Linked DNA regions of Homo sapiens: region 1 is linked to region 2. A link is a loop called in an ENCODE intact Hi-C map of the cell type or tissue named here. Cell type or tissue: OCI-LY7. All regions are shown on one strand.

What was found. Hi-C counts contacts between places; a loop is a spot of excess contacts. Peaks named below come from ENCODE experiments on the same cell type or tissue, not always from the same donor. Only the 100,000 strongest peaks of a DNase experiment are listed, where the experiment ranks them.
Region 1: it touches region 2 in a loop (11-fold over the local background); 1 of 110 quality-filtered maps calls a loop at or near these places.

What each region holds. Positions count from the first base shown.
Region 1 is chr16:12,255,112-12,257,611 of GRCh38, forward strand. All of the region lies in intron 14 of SNX29 (sorting nexin 29), which reads left to right. Among named protein-coding and RNA genes, the nearest start is that of SNX29-AS2, 120 kb to the right of the region's middle. In OCI-LY7, no CTCF peak of the experiment used is centred here; DNase peaks (open chromatin) are centred at 630 and 1,020; H3K4me3 peaks cover 2,431 bases; H3K27ac peaks cover 2,500 bases.
Region 2 is chr16:12,146,567-12,149,066 of GRCh38, forward strand. All of the region lies in intron 13 of SNX29 (sorting nexin 29), which reads left to right. Among named protein-coding and RNA genes, the nearest start is that of SNX29, 170 kb to the left of the region's middle. RefSeq lists enhancers at 1,419-1,976, 1,566-1,860. In OCI-LY7, a CTCF peak has its summit at 1,199; DNase peaks (open chromatin) are centred at 85, 585 and 1,305; H3K4me3 peaks cover 2,265 bases; H3K27ac peaks cover 2,500 bases.

The DNA of each region.
Region 1 (2,500 bases), 110 kb after region 2:
CATATTCATCACTTCACATACTTTTTTTTGGTGTTGAGACCATTTAGGATATAATCTCTTCACAATTTTCAAGGAAACAATCCTGTATTTTTTTATTTTTTTGAGACTGAGTCTTGGTGCGACGCCCAGGCTGGAGCGCAATGGCGTGATCTCGGCTCACTGCCACCTCTGCTTCCCGGGTTCAAGTGATTCTCCTGCCTCAGCCTCCCGAGTAGCTGGGATTACAGGCACCCACCACCATGCCTGGCTAATTTTTTTTTAGTAGAGACAGGGTTTCGCCATATTAACCAGGCTAGTGTGAGCCACTTTGTTCTGCTAACAGTCCAGTATTCTTAACTACAGCCACCATGCTGTCCCCTAACCCGCCAGAACTCATTCATCCTGTCCAACTGAAGCTTTGTACTTTTTGACCAGCATCCCCCCATCTCTCCCCTGCCCCGACCCCAACCTCTGGTAATCACCATTCTGCTCTCTGCTTCTATGCTCATAAGATTCCATATGAGTGAGATCATGTGGTATTTTGTCTTTGTGTGCCTGGTTGAGTTCACTTAGCATAATATCCTCCACGTTTATCCGTGTCATCACAAATGACAGGATTTTCTTCTTTTTTAAGGCTGAGTAGCTTTCCATTGTGTATATACGTCACGTTTTGTTTATTCATCTGTTGATGGACACAGGTTGATTCTGTATCTTGGCTATTGTGAATAGTGCTGCAATAAACATGAGAGTGCAGATAAATAACTCTTCGACATACTGGTTTCATTTCCTTTGGATAAATATGCAGTAGTGGGATTGCTGGATCATATGGCAGCTCTATTTTTAGTTTTTTGAGGACCCTCCATGCTGTTTTCCATAACGGCTGTACTAATTTACGTTCCTACCCACAGTGTACAAGGGTTCCCTTTTCCCAGTCCTCACCAACATTTATCTTTCTTCTATTTTATAACAGCCATCTTAACAGGTGTGAGGTGCTATCTCATTGTGGTTTTGATTTGCATTTCTCCGATGATTGGTAATGTTGAGCAGCTGGTCATACACCTGTTGGCCGTTTGGATGTCTTCCTTGAGAAATGTCTATTTGCATCCTGTGTCCATTTTTTAATCAGGTTATATTTTCCTGCTATTGAGTTGTTTGAGTTCCTTGTATATTTTGGATATTAACCCCTTATCAGACCTATTTTGCAAACAGTTTCTTCCATTTGGTAAGTTGTCTCTTCACTCTGTTGATGGTTTCCTGAGAATTTTTGTTTTTTGGAGGTGGAGTCTCATTCTGTCATGCAGATCTTGGCTCACTGCAACCTCTGCCTCCCTGGTTCAGGCGATTCTCCTGCCTCAGCTTCCTGAATAGCTGGAATTACAGGCGTGTACCATCATGCCCGGCTAGTTTTTGTATTTGTAGCAGAGACGAGGTTTCACCATGTAGGCCAGGCTGGTCTTGAACTCCTGACCTCAAGTGATCCGCCTGCTTCGGCCCCCAAAGTGTTGGGATTACAGGTGTGAGCCACTGCGCCCGGCCTCCTGAGAATTTTTTTTGAAGAGAGACAATCAGCATTCAGCAGTTGTTTATGAAGTGCCTGCTATGTGCCAGGTACCAGGCTACTATCTGACTTAAAATGGGGAACAAGACAGAGTTCCTGGGTACGTGGGATTTCCATTTTACTGGGAATCACGGTGAAAGAGGCAGGAATGGCCACTGATGGCTCTGCTTAGTTCCACATGCTCACAACCATTGGTCTACTGGCCTCCTCCACTTGGACTTATGATAGCTAAAGCAGAACATCTGCTTTTCCCACCAAAACTTCAATTTCTCCACCGTCTTCCCCACTGTATTAGTTTTCTTTTGGTGTGGCAACAAATGGCTGATAACAAATTATCTTACAGATTTGGAGGTCAGAAGCCGTGGATTTCAATGGGCTGAATGAGGTGGTGGCAGGGTTGTATTTGTTTCCATAGACTCTAGGGGAGAATTCCTTTCCTTGCTCATTCCGTTGTTGACAGAATCCAGTTCCGAGTAGCTGAATGACTAAGGTTCCCGCTTCTGGTTGGCTCTCAGCTGGGGGCTGCCCTGAGCTCTGGAGGCCCCCAGAACCCAGAACAAGCAATGGCATGTTGAGTCCTTTTCATTCTTGGAATCCGACTTCCTGTTCTCCTGCTTCTCCTCTGTGGTTGTCTTCTGCCATCCCTCTCTTCTGCTTTCGACTGGAGGGCATTCTCTGCTTTTAAGGGCTCACGTCATTAGATTGGGCTCACACAGGTAATCCAGTATACTCTCCTATCTCAAGGTCTGTAACTCTAATTATATCTGCAAAGTCTCTTGCTATGTGCAGCAACATATTCACAGCATCTTTGGGGCATGGGCATCTTTGGGGGCCATTCTGCCTACCACTAGCATCTCTCTCTCTCTCTCTCTTTAAGAGAGACAGGGTCTTGCTCTGCCATCCAGCCTGGAGTGCAATGGCACATCTATAGCTCACTGAAGCCTTTAACTCTTGGGATCAAGC
Region 2 (2,500 bases):
AGAGATATGAATGTTTTCATGGCCCAAGTTCTTGGCGGCAGGCTGAGGTGGGAGGGCCTGCTCATCAGAAATGGAGCTAGTTCTACTACCATTCATCACTGCTTGGCTCCTGCATCTGTGGCTGTGGAAGGTGAAGGTATCCTTGGCATGAATGATTTCTCAGCTCGTTTTTCTTTTGGGATTAATGATGTGGGACTCCCAAAGGTGGGAGAATGGAAATGCCAAATGCTTTAATGTTGAAATTTAAAATAATGGGAGCACCTTCTCAAACATGACCAACAGTGGAAAGCCATATAAATTTCTTCATGAGCCTTTCAGAATTTTGTAACCAGTATAGGTTTCCTAGATAGTTTTTTAAAATATAAAATGGTAGAGACAGCATAATGGGAGAGGAACAGAAGCTTGGTGGCATCTCAGAGCAATCACGTACAAGGGAGAAAGCCATGTGCTTGTTTATTTTCTCTAATGCTTCTAGAATCCAATCAAAGACTCAGGTTTTGTTGACGAACTCAACTTTTTAGGGAGCAAGCAGCAAGGTATATTTGCATGAACATCTGTGTTTTGAAGCGCGTGCCCGCGTTGAATGGTTGAGCGTCAGAGTCATTAGTACCCAATGCCAGATGTTCCCTGAAAAATCTGCACCAAACACAGACTTGGGCAGTTCATCAAGATGTGAAAAACATGCAGCTGTTAAGGGAAAAGGGAGAAGGTTGTGTCTGAAATGTTGCTCCAGCCCATCGCTTTCCCCCATCAAAGGACAGAAGCAGGAGGAAATAAAAAAAAATTACCAAAACCCATAAATATGACAGAACTCTTATGAAAAGGTTACGGTAATTATTCACCGGGGAGGGAAATGCTTTTCCCATTCATTAATGCTTCATTTCTTGTCTTTTCTAATGAGAAGTAGGTAGAGGTGTCTAGAGAGAAAGAAAAATAGCAGAATGGTTTTGAGGGATACCAAAAGAGCCCAGGAAAGGTGAACAATGGGAAGAGAGGTGTGGCCACTAAGTAAATGCTGGTGTTTGAGTTACTTCCGAGAAATGGTTGGAATGAAACAGCTGGATGTAGCCGATCCAAGGAGCCGCAGCCCGTGGCTCAGTTTAACCCCCTTGACTTTCCCTCTTTGCCTCCGGAGAGGCAGAATTTGCAGCCTGATTATTCGTAGAAATAATTTTTCAAATCTTGCCTTTCCGGTACGGTTCACAAGGTGGCAATTTCCATGTCACTGAACATGAAGCCTGGGTCTTAAATATAGCCAGGATGTGAATGCCCTGCAGGCGGTGACAGTGGCAATGTGACATCACTGCCAAGCAACTTCTTTTTATTTTGGAGCCTGGGAGGGGAACAACAGGAAGCTGGGCAGAGGGGAGATATTCTTGGCAGCAGCAGCAGCGATGCAGTTTAAAGAGAGACAACTGTCAAGGCTAGTGACTGAGCAAACCAGAGTTCGCTGAATTCGTACTGGTGCCAAACATAGCCGAAGCAAAGATGTGTGAGACTCGTACCTGCTGCTGCTCAGCTCCAGCCACCAAGTAGCCATCATGAAAATGTTTTATTTTAAGCAGAAGAACTTTCCTTCAAATGCATTCTTACTTGGAAGCTCTCTGAGACCCGAGAGAGCTCCCTGAGAGCTGAGCCACACAGGTTAAAGTGGAGAGGTGGGGTCCTGGAATGCCACCCATGGAGCTACAAAATGCCCTTTGTTATCCATGTTGAAAAGGCCACTTAAAAATGGCGACCTAGCGTGGGATAGGCTTGCCTTTGAGCACATTCCCTCTTGTTTCTGGTAATGTGAGCTAAGGAGCTGTTAGGGCTGAACTAAATCCACAGATGGTCTCTGCCTCTCTTTCTGTATCTGGCAAGGCTCTTTCCCAAGTTTGTTAGGGAGTTGACGTTAGCTACATCTTAGTAGATCTTGTTTTTCTTGTTTTTCACTCATTTGTACCTCAGATTTTCTTGTCCAATCTCCCCCTCCCCTGCATGATTAGTCCCTCTTATTTTGCTTAACTTTTTCTTATTTCCATAGCATTTCTTGTTTTCTAATACATCACTTCTTAGATTCATGATTTATCACTGCCTTTTGGTCTTAAGTTTTAAGCCTCATGAGGGCAGGAGCCTTTGTCTTGTTTTATTTTATTTTATTTTTCTGAGGTGGCATCTCGCTCTTGTTGCCCAGGCTGGAGTACAATGGCACGATCTTGGCTCACCGCAACCTCCACCTCCCGGGTTCAAGTGATTCTGCTGCCTCAACCTCCTGAGTAGCTGGGATTACAGGCATGTGGCACCATGCTCAGCTAATTTTTTTTTGTATTTTTAGTAGAGACAGGGTTTCTCCATGTTTGTCAGGCTGGTCTCGAACTCCTGACCTCAGGTGATCCACCTGCCTCAGCCTCCCAAAGTGCTGGGATTACAGGTGTGAGCCACCACGCCCGGCCTGCCTTCGTCTCATTAGTTCACCGATAGATCTATTCCAAGGAGCCTGGACAATGCCTGGCACATA